2 separate regions of the Homo sapiens genome follow, and region 2 is linked to region 1. A link is a loop called in an ENCODE intact Hi-C map of the cell type or tissue named here. Cell type or tissue: PC-3. All regions are shown on one strand. Links, peaks and the distances in the headings refer to the core of each region. The heading gives the core; the rest is flanking DNA.

Evidence for each region. A loop is a pair of places that touch in the nucleus more often than their neighbours do. Peaks named below come from ENCODE experiments on the same cell type or tissue, not always from the same donor. Only the 100,000 strongest peaks of a DNase experiment are listed, where the experiment ranks them.
Region 2: it touches region 1 in a loop (4-fold over the local background); 5 of 110 quality-filtered maps call a loop at or near these places.

The regions. Positions count from the first base shown.
Region 1 is chr7:16,979,779-16,985,624 of GRCh38, reverse strand. No RefSeq gene overlaps it. Among named protein-coding and RNA genes, the nearest start is that of AGR3, 100 kb to the right of the region's middle. In PC-3, for the core only: CTCF peaks have their summits at 2,612 and 2,813 (motif pointing left); no DNase peak of the experiment used is centred there; H3K27ac peaks cover 957 bases.
Region 2 is chr7:17,096,919-17,102,764 of GRCh38, reverse strand. It overlaps LOC124901596 (a long non-coding RNA gene), which reads left to right and starts at 3,256. Exons shown (of 2, transcript XR_007060240.1): 1 at 3,256-3,726. It overlaps LOC107986772 (a long non-coding RNA gene), which reads right to left and starts at 2,961. Exons shown (of 3, transcript XR_001745107.2): 1 at 2,903-2,961. In PC-3, for the core only: no CTCF peak of the experiment used is centred there; a DNase peak (open chromatin) is centred at 3,094; H3K27ac peaks cover 3,082 bases.

The sequences.
Region 1 (5,846 bases), core at 495-5,494:
GTTTATTGTTTTTTGTTTTGTTTTGTTTTTTGAGACGGAGTCTCACTGTTACCAGGCTGGAGTACAGTGGCGTGATCTAGGCTCACTGCAACCTCCTCCTCCAGGGTTCAAGTGATTCTCCTGCCTCAGCCTCCCAAGTAGCTGGTACTACAGGTGGCACACACCACCACGCCCAGCTAATTTTTGTATTTTTAGTAGAGACGGAGTTTCACCATGTTGGCCAGCCTGGTCTCGATCTCTTGACCTCATGATCCACCTGCCTCAGCCTCCCAAAGTGCTGGATTACAGGTGTGAGCCATGCCACCCAGCCCATAGGTAGGTTTTTTAAATGTATTTTTAAAAATCTGAGATTCTTTATAGCATAGTACCTTTTATAGTAAAGAAACTTTTATCTGAAGTGTAGCATTTTCTTCAGTTCCTTTCATTTCTTTCTTCTGTTAAATTGTAGTAAAATTAAATGTAAACTCATTATTTTAAAATAGCACTATAGTATGATCACATTTTTATAGCAAAGTCTCTGCCCATCTGCCGACCCAACTACCCAAATATATATATATATTTTTTTTTACATCTTCAAACTTGAATAGGGTTTTGGGTTTTCCTTGGTTTTTTATTTAGGATGATTTTTATTTATTTATTGATACCTTGCTATTCTCAAATTTCTATTCAAAATACAGCTGTTTCATTTTTTAAAGACAAGCAAAAAAAAAAGTAAAATTTTAAAAAATCCTTGTAAAGACATCAAACTATTTAAGGACTCTTTAGAAAATGTGTCCCTAGATTGCTGGTTCAAGGGCTGCAATATTGAGTGTAGATGTGGGTCTCTAGAAAGGTAAAACTAGCATAAAACCATTTTGAGAGAAGCGGCCACCCTCTCTTCAGATTACATCATTACACTTAGCACACACCAGTCTCAAACATGAGGACTCTCAGGCATTACCCCGTAACTACTGTCAAGCAATCTTTTCTATACATGGCCTAGACTATGATCCTAGCTTTTCCCTTTTAAAGTCCCCTCCACAAATAAAAACAAAAGGCTTTGTACACTACCCACTTATTAATTCCTACATGTCAAACAACAGTTTACTGTCCTAAATGCATGATGAATTAATCTCACAAGACACTGGGTAGCTGTGTCAAGCCTATTGCTATGGCACCCAAGAGACAAAGATTTCTGAGGTTGTCAGTGGTAATGGATATAGCAACAAATAGAAAGCACTTTAGTACTATACTGAGACTTTGAGACAACCAATAGAAAAAGCAGTTAGAAATTCAGACAAGCCTGGAAGCAAGGTGAAGAAATCCTGAGAGAACTATGTAGAAAAACAGAGACTATAATTACAGAATAAAAGGGCTTTTTTTCTGGATCATATTTTATTACCACCCCAAATGAAGCTCATAAAAATACAGAAATTTAGAGAATGTACACAAGCTTAAAGTGTGAAGAAGTGGCAGTATCTATATAATATTACTATATAATCAGGAGGTAGTTGTGGGAATCCTTAAATTTAGAAACTTATTTTGTTAATTCTGAAGATATTTTATTTGAGTGGCTTTCCAGAATTAAAAAAGAATAATAATTAGGAAAAATTGTGGTAAGAAGTGATAAAGAAAAAATATTGGTAAATATTTTATTCACTGGGTTACATTATGAAATTTTTCAAAGAGAAACAAACGTATGTCTGGATTCTGTACTAATAGAACCAAGTCTTGAATCACAGCAACATAAACCAACACCTGAGGACCAAACTATCTTTATAGAGAAGTAGCAGAAAACATGAGACAAAATCTGGATAGAGAAGTCAGATCATATGTTACACTCCAAATAAGAGTCTATTTTCAATGACCAAAAATAAGAAATAGAATAAAGTGATATGGTTCTTAAAACACCGTTAAGCTCTACAGAAAGAGCACCCAATATATTAATGGACTGTTGATTTTAGAACAAACAATTGTTGAAGTCTCCATCTATACAACACACAACTGTCCACAACAGGTACTGCCACCTATTTAATAGTATTAAAAATATGTTGGGTACCTGTCTACTTTGAGCTAGCTCTAAGAAAATTACCCAAAGTCACAGGGCATTCTCTTCCAGTTGCCCAACCTGTTTAAAAGTGGCTGTGAGCAGGTGGGGATAAAATTATGCTCTTACTGAACTCATGCCTCTCTGCATTTCCCACCCAAGTATGATTTCAAAGCATGTGAGAGTTTGTGTCTTTCATTTGCTCTCCTCCCCAGATAATTAAGATTTCGTTATATTTAGGAAAACTGCCTCCTTGGTCCCTTGTAAATTCCAGGAACTCTAATTTAAGATCAAACCTCTAAGGAAAAGTCCACTCATTTGTAAAGCCTTTTTTGTGTGTATGTCTTTGATAAAAAGTCTAATTGGCTCCATTTCTTTTTGAACATTTTGTTTATCCACCTAATTATCCTGGGAAAACTGACATGTTTACCAAGTTAAACTAAACAATTACACAGTAGAACAGACCCATAAAACAAGGACCTCAGGAGGAGCTGAGGATCTATTGGCAACTGGTTTGAGTTTGTCTTATTTTAAAAACATATCATATTCAGAGAATTAAATTCTCATAAAGGAAAGAGTACATCGTTAAGTGCAGCTATTAAGGCAAAGTTTGTTTTATGAAGTACGTGATCATGGTAGGTCCATGTAAATCACCATAATTAAAATGCAGTAGGCATTCATGTATTTAACAACATTTACAAGCTTGTTTTAATCTATCTTCTTTGAATTCAATCAGCAATTTATCTTTTAGATAGTTGATGCCCAGACTTGCTGCAGCATAGTGTCCTCTGCTGGTCACACTGAAACACTGCACCATGAGGAAAACAGAAAGGAAGGTTAAAAAAAAAAAAAAAAAAAAAAAAGAGTGACTGCGAGGGAATGGAAAAAGGAGAGAGGCAGAAAGGGAAGAAAAAAGGAAAGGAAAAGAAAGTAAATAAATATGTTAAATTGAGACATATAATCTTTAACCCCCAGGATACGGCGCACATTAAAAATATAGTGTGTTTGCCTCATAGTTATGGTTGCTTAGTAAATTGAGATTGTGCTTTCATTGGAAAGAAATGTTTGTCAGACTTGAAAGATTAAACAATAATATTGGATTGAAACTGTTCTGAAATTATTTTCTGGTGATGTCAAATTAATTTAGAAGATTTTCAAAGTTAAGGTGCTCAAAAATTACCAATCATCAGAAGATGCAAATCAAAACCACAATGAGATTACCATCTCACACCAGTCCAAATGGCTATTATTAAAAAGTCAGAAAATAACACATTGGCAAGGTTGGGGAGAAAAGGAAACACAACACAACTGTTGAGAATGCAAATCAGCTCAGCAACTGTGGAAAGCATTTTGGAGATTTCTCAGCGAACTAAAAACAGAATTGCCATGTAACCCAGCAATCCCATCACTGGGTATATACCCAAAGGAATATAAATCATTCTACCAAAAAGACACCTACACTCATATGTTTATTGCAGCATTATCACAATAGCAAAGATATGGAATCAACCCAGGTGCTCAGCAGTGGTCACTTGGATAAAGAAAATGTGGTGCATATATACCATGGAATACTACAAAGCCATAAAAAGGAATGAAATCATGTCCTTCACAGCAACATTGATGTAGCTGGAGACTATTATCCTAAGTAAACTAATGCAGAAACAGAAACCAAATACTGCATATTCACATTTATAAGTAGGAGCTAAATATTGGGTACTCACGGACACAAAGATGGGAACTACAGACAATGGAGATTTTAAAAGTGGGGAGGTAGTGACAGGAACAAGGGTTGAAAAGCTACCTATTGGGTACTATATTCACTACTTGGGCAACGAGATTATTAGAAGCCCCAACCTCAGCATCACACAATATACCCAGGTAAAAACCTGCACATGTACCCCCTTGAATCTGAAATAAAAACAAAAATTATATTCAAAAAAAAAAAAGAGGGAAGTTAACTGTCAATGAAATACAGTGACATCCTCTCCTTCCCATCGTGTCAATCCCCTTCCCCCAGACCAAGATTTTCACATTTTAATGGACATCAAGAACCTCCTAGGGAGCTTGTGAAAAATACGAATGACTTTTGCTCTATGGTTAAGGATTCTGATTCACTGTACTATAAACTTCAGAATATTCATTTTAATATTTGCCTTTAGAAGACAATGGTGCAGATATTTTATTCCCCTCAATTAGAATACAAGAGCCACTGTGTACCTGGCCTCTTTGTTCAGGTTACTAAGAACCCCAACCTCAGTGCTCCAGGAGGGTTTATCTTATCCAGGTATTTGCATGTCATCATCATCATCAACAATAACCATATTTGCTATAATTTATCAAATATTTCCTATGTATCAGGCACTATATTACCATTTTCCTTACATATTCATGTTCCTTAGACAGTTATGGCTTTGAAAATGCCTCTGCTTTCTTTAATATCAAATTCTGCATGAAAGAAAGCTAGACCATACCTAGTACATAACTGACCTCAACAAATGTTAGTTTTGCTTCCCTTTCTCCATGTTCGTTGTTATTTTAGATTGAATAATTAACTGTAGATTAACTATATCAAGATCCTTATTAATATTGACAAACTCCTTGTTGTTTTCCATAATTGCTCAAAGGTCAAGTTTCATGGAACACAGACATGATTCCCTGATTTCGGAAGAGATTTTAATTTTCTTCAAAACATTTTGAAAACGTGTTTTGATAGCATTAATAATGTTCAAAGAACAACTGGGAACATACCTGCATTCTCTGAAATGCATTTGTTTGTGCCTCATTCTGCTTTTCCCTCTCTCTGGTACGCAGTTACGTGTCTGGTCAGTTGCCTCTGCATTCTTTGTGTGCTAAGGAGTGACAGCAGACAAACTGATGCAATTGCATTCAAGTTGAACTGAATTCCTTTATTTCATGTCAATATAGAACCTGATTATTTCTCAGTAGCACCATTAAACAGACATCAGCAGGTTTTGGGATAGAATTATTTCATACCACTTTATGTAATTTATCTAGCACATGTAGGGTCATGTGTATCTCATAAAGCTGGTACACTTCAATAAGAAAAAGGAGTTAGCTAGTAGAATGAATAGGAGCCCAGAAGAAGTTACCAAATTGAATTGATGGAGACTCATTTAGGTGCAAGTTGCATAAATTTACTGAAACTGGCTTAAAGGGAGAAAGGTATCTTTATCGGCATGTGTAACACAAAAATCAAGGAGTGATACAGCATTAGGCAGGTTAGATTCAAGTTCTACAAAGATGTCCCCAGAAAAGTTGCTTAATCCATCTATCAGCTTTCTTTTCCTCTGTGTTGGTCTCATTCTAACATAAGCTCTTTTTCTTTCTCTTTGAGGAGTTAGAGATGGCCCCTCAACAATCTCAGAAAAAGAGACAGTCCCCCTTGCAGGGGTTTCAGTAAAAGACGTTGGTTGAGTCATTTGTTTGTCCCTGAAGCAACCATTGAACAGGAAAGGAGAACATACTAACCAGACCAGGGTCCTGTGCTCAGCCCTAGGAGGAAGGGATGGAAGCTGCCAGCAAATCACACTGAAGGAAAATGGGGCGAGAAACTGGCAGGAAAAGAAAATTGCTTACTGGTCAGATACACCCTCGTGAATACTCACAGAAGACATTTGTCAAAAATAAAAAGATTCATAATTCTATGACTTAAGAATCTGGAAGTGAATGTAACTCAACATGGTTGGAGAACCAGCAAAAATGCTGTTCTGGTTGAGTAAGTCTGAATCTCAAAAGAGGAGTAAAGAGAGGGGGAAGCTAAAGACTCCAGTAAAGATACACAGAAACCATTACAAAAAAC
Region 2 (5,846 bases), core at 612-5,611, 120 kb before region 1:
AGTAAAGAAACAATTCTACATATTACATATGTAGAAATACATAATTCCCATTCAGTGATTACTTTTTGATACACAAAATGGTCTAGGCATATACCTCATTTTATCTTACCCACGTGGTAAGAACTATCCAGTCTTACAGTTGGAAATTGAGGTTCAAAGAGGTTACATAATTTCCCATACTCACAAATATAGCAAACGGCAGTTCTGGAATTTGAAATGAGTTCTGTTTGGCTATAGATAATACATGCTCTTCCTAAGTAGTGACTATACTGTACAGTCTAAGACAGGTTTCTTTTACTGAGATCAACAGACTACTAGTGTCAGAATCACCTGGGCCCCTTGATAAAATGCAGATTCCTGATCTCCACCCAGACTAACTGTAATTTTAATAAATCGCTCAACTGATTCTTATCCAAAGTAAAATTTGAGACCACAGGGCCAAACACATTTTTTTTATAGTTGCTCAATACATTTAAATTTACCTCATTATATTTATTTAGATGACTGACAACTTGACCTTCCTCTCTTCTTTTTAGTGCAAGGAATACAAATAAAAAGATCCCAAAATAGCAAACCACTCAGCAATCATTACTTTCATTGTGATTCTTAGATATATGAGCAAAAATGTAGCAGAAGTTTTCCTCAAAAATATTAAAAATATTATTGAAAAAAACCAAGTTGGGCAACCTAAGGAACATAGATTGTCTTCTTGGACATTTGCCAGTTATATTTGGAACAATGTTGACTTTTTTTTAACTTGTATTTTTGGTTCAGAGGTACATGTGCAGGTTAGTTATATAGGTAAATTGTGTGTTACAGGAGTTTGGTATACAGATTATTTAACTACCTATTGAGAGCGGCAGGAGGCAGCCACATGGCTAGGCAGATAGGGGTGGGTCCCCAAGAAAACCCCACCTCCAAGCCAAAGGCAGTATTAAAGCCTGAAAGCCAAGCTACCAGTTAAATCCTCAGAATGGATTGAGAACCTGTCTTTTCATTTGGTGCACTTTCCTCTTATTGGTCCCCACCCTTCACCTATTTTACATATAACTATCATTTCCTAATTGGTTTTCTACACTGTTGTGCCCACCTTTGAGTGATGCCTTTGCTTTAACGTGTTTTGCCTACTCACAAACCAATCAGCATGCGCTACCCATTCTGAGTGCATAAGAGGACCCAGACCCAGCCACAGGGAAGGGACTTTTCTGCCTTTGGGTAAGGGAACTATCTTCCGCATCGCTGCTTTGCTGTGAGCTTTCCTCTCACTTAATACATTCTACTCCACTCATTCTCTGGTGTCCGTGTGCCTAATTCTTCCTGGTTGTGAGACAAGAACTCAGACCTAGCTGAGCTAAGGAGTAGAAAGATTGCGACATTATAAGGCAATGGGTGACAAAATAATCAATGATGACTTTTAATGGAACTTGGCATGGGGTTAAGCCTGGATATATCTCTTATATGAGAATATATATACCACTACCTAAATTTAAAACACATCCTTGTATGTGATTGTCACTTTCTGGGCAGTCTAACTCCCTTAAAGCACTAGAACAGAACCTAATGTATTCCAGAATGTGGGCCTAGAAGCCTTGGATGATCTGAGGTACTCCGAAGCAAGTTATGATAGGTCCAGATGACTATGGCCAGCCAAGCAAAATTCCAGTGGAATTTTGATTGAAAGAAAACTAATTTAAGGGCAGTTAATTGGACCCATGAATTTGAAGAGATTCATGGGCAAATAAATGAGGAAGCCCACTTACTCATAAAATATTTATTGAGCAAGTTTTATGTGCCTGGCACTGTGTTAAATGCTAAGAATTTAACATGCTAACGTTAAATTGAAAATTATGAACAGATTAAAAAGTCCTCAAGTAGTTCAGACACTGCACTGGAGACACTAAAGAAATGTGTGGCATTGGTTCTTTTTTTACAAATTTTATTAGGAGATTACTGAGACAAGATTTATAGGCATGAAATAATTATAAAATAATTGTTTTAAGCCTAACGATATTGAATAAAAACGTTCAAAAGGAGAAATCTAGTATGTTTGAAACGTTGGGCATTTAGTGATTGAATGTTTTATACACATATTCTCTCTTACTAATTTTCATAAAATTCTGTGAAATGGATATTACAATCTGTATTTTAAAGAAAATGAAACCTTATCAGGTAGTAGTGAGGAATATACACACGCATAAAATTATTACCATCAATACTCAGTTGTAGCAGCAATAGTACCTTTCCACATACCCAGCCAAGTAAAATGCAGAGTTGTAATTCAAATCCAATTTGTTCATCTCCACATTATACCTGTGCTCTTTCTGCTATACCACAATACTGCTTCCTTGTTTCAGAAAAGAAAGATGACCAATATGGGTTGATATATTCATCAGTAGTCTTTGTAAAAGCAGGAAAGAGTAAATGGAATATTAAATTGAACTTTGGACTTTTGAGCACTGCTAAACAGCAAACATCCTTTTGCACCAAAATCAAAGAAAGTAAATAAATAACACCATTACACTGCCAGAATACAGCCAGTCTTCATTTAATTCTTTTTTTTTTTTTTTTTTTTTTTGAGATGGAGTCTGGCTCTGTCGCCCAGGCTGGACTGCAGTGGTGCAATCTCAGCTCACTATAACCTCTGCCTCCCAGGTTCAAGCAATTCTCCTGCCTCAGCCTCCAGAGTAGCTGGGATTACAGGCATGCACAACCACGCCCAGCTAATTTTTGTATTTTTAGTAGAGCTTGGGTTTCACCATGTTGGCCAGGCTGGTCTTGAACTCCTGATCTCAGGTGATCCACCCGCCTTGGCCTTTCAAAGTGCTGGAATTACAAGTGTGAGCCACCGTGCCCGGCCCATTTAATTCTTCAGTAAGACCTACCACACCAAATTTTCACTGACCTTCTAGATGAGGGATTACCTTAGGATTCCCGGAATCTGGGCATGGTGAGATAAAACAGGACAACCACAAGTGTGAGGACACTTCAAAGTGCAGCTTCGAGCAATGAAGGGCAGCTATAAACTCCTGGGAAACAATAGCAGGAGCTGAAGCAGCTTGGCACGCGGGTTGAGTAATGGATAAGGAGGACTTTGGCAAGGTCACTAACAGGTTGTGCAATAAATGACTATAGCTGAAAACTCAGGGAGAGGATTTACATGGGCACAGGTATAAAGGAATGTTCCCGATTCCTTGTTTGGCCTGTTGAGTCACCCACAGAACTTTCCACAAGGCAGTTGCTATCCTGCTGCCCTCTGTTTCAGGCAAAGGCTCAGAAACAAGTGGTAAAATAACAGAATTTTGGAAATCATAAACATTTGCAACTTACAAAAAAACTTTGAGGACGATGATATCTACTTACCGCTTAGCAGATGAGAAAACGGAGACACAGATAAATTAAATGTGTTGCTCTGAGTCCTAAGGCTACTAAGGGGCCACTCAGCCCAAAACTTGGCTTTCAATTCCACTCTGGGACTCTGTACACTGTTCTTGTTGCTATTATACTGCCCAGAGAATGGGATGTTTCTGTTTATTAAATAAAAGTCCTTAAGTATACAAACATAGAAGGACTACATTCCTAATTCGCAAAAAGGGGGAACAAAGTTACATAGAATCCTAAAACTACCCTGAACAAAGCTGAAGTTGCTAGGATCTTACAGAAGATTCATCCAGGTCCAGCCTTCGAGGTGATTACAGGTCTCCAGTAGTCTGTCTACATCTTTCTCAGGTAATGCCTAAAGAAATGAATTATTCTAATATTGCTCTTTGCAAATACTTATCAATTACTTTATCTGCTTCTGAAAGGAAAGTAAAAATGAAATATTTTTCTATATATTTTGTTACCTTCTTCAGGTCTTTGCTTAAATGTCACTTTGCAGTTCACTTCCTTGAACACCTGCTTTATGTATTTATTTAACTTATTTTTATTTTTTTAGAAATAGGCTCTCACTCTGTTACCCAGGCTGGAGTGCAGTGGTACAATCATAGCTCACTGCAGTCTTGAACTTCTGTGCTCCAGTGACCCTCTCCTCTCAGCCTTCCAAAGTGTTGGGATTACAGGCGTGAGCCACCCTGCAGGCCAAACAGCCACTTTAAAATTATAAACCACACCCCACAATCCTTACCCTTCAGGCACTTGCTAGTCCTTCTATCCTGTTTTTTCCCCCTCTAAAGCAATTATTACCATTGAACAAATGGTAATTTACTCTTTGTGATATTAAATAAATTCATCCTTTATGTTTGCTTAAGATTTGAGTTTTAATTCATTTTTTTTTCTTCATGGATGTATGAGAAACTATTCTCTGCCTAAGATGGCATTATTAAACTTTTCAGAAATCATCAAAAATTTCTCAAAGTCTAAGTACATTAAAAATACCCTATTAATTTAGCACTTTCCTTGACAAAATTATTCTTCTTCTTAAGGTCATAAGAGGAAATACTGAACAATGTTGAACAATCCAGATGTAGTCACACTGAGTGAATCTGTACAGAAATCACATTTAAAAACAGTGACAGCAATAACAAGTCCCTGAACACTGTGAGAAGATACCACGCATGCATTCTTGTCCGTATGACCCACATAATCCAGGTCCCATGGCTTGTTTCTCAGTTTCTCTGTCTTCAACCCTGGAACTCTGTGCCAGTTTTGTTATCTAGCTATGTGCTCTCAAAAAAACCTGATTTTCAAAACATCGCAGCTACGAAACACAACTAAACAAAACACTCCTACGAGTGTTTCCTCCTGCCAGACTCTGAATCATTTAATATACATGAATTGAAAACACAGACCTGGGAGCTGAGGATATTTTAATGTCAACAGGTGAAGGTGGTGGGCTTGTGGTGGGGGTCTCTCCCACATCCTGTCTCCTCCCAGACCTTCATTTGTTTAAATACTGGTTGAGACCAATCATGCATCACAGTGTTGGTATTGCCTTATTCCCACAGGGCTTTTGGTTGAAAGCAATGCAGAAATGCAGCAGGCAGGTTTCTTCGGGGCTTCTTGGAGATTATCTGTCTGCCTGTCCGTCTTTCTGTCTATCTATCTATCTATCTATCTATCTATCTATCTATCTATCTATGCACACATATATATGGAGTTCCTGCAAACTTAGTTCATTCTCAGAGAAAAATCTAGCTAATATGAGTTACCTTTAATATTGGTTCCAGAAATAAAAATGTATTTCCCCTGATTCTAATAATTTGGAGAGTTCACTGGAAATTTGGCTGGGGAGAATTCTATCTTCATCAGAAACCTGAAATCAAGAAATTGACTCACTCTGTAATTGTTTAATTAATCATACTTTTACTATTATTCTTCTCAGAAGGCATTTCAAATGAAAAATAATTATGTGTAAAAGTCTTCACAAATGGCTGAACACAAACCCTATGCTGCTAGAAAAATATTGATGAAAAATGTGGAAGTTTTAAGATATTTCTGTAAGACCAAAGATTATATATGAATCATTGAATAGAAATATAATTATAATCCATCCCCCAAAACAGACATTTTAATTTAAATTTTAGTTTTCATGAAGTGGGGATTTGATCTGAAAAAAAAAAAAAAAGAGCTTTGGTGACATGGAGCAGCTGTCACTTAGGATACCAGGAGGGGAAGGAGTCCCTCTCTGCCCATTTGCCTGATCCTAGATAATTGCTGAATGTCAGAGATTGCAGTGTGGCCACGAAAAACAGCTTCTTTTGTGGACCAGTTTTACTTCACATTCTGGGTCTCTGGACTTCAGTGGCAATGGGAGATTCTGTTGGGGAGCTTGGATGGCACCAGGGCTACAGAACCACTAACATGACTAGAGCTACACAAGGGTTATTAGATGAGATGTGCTTCATTGT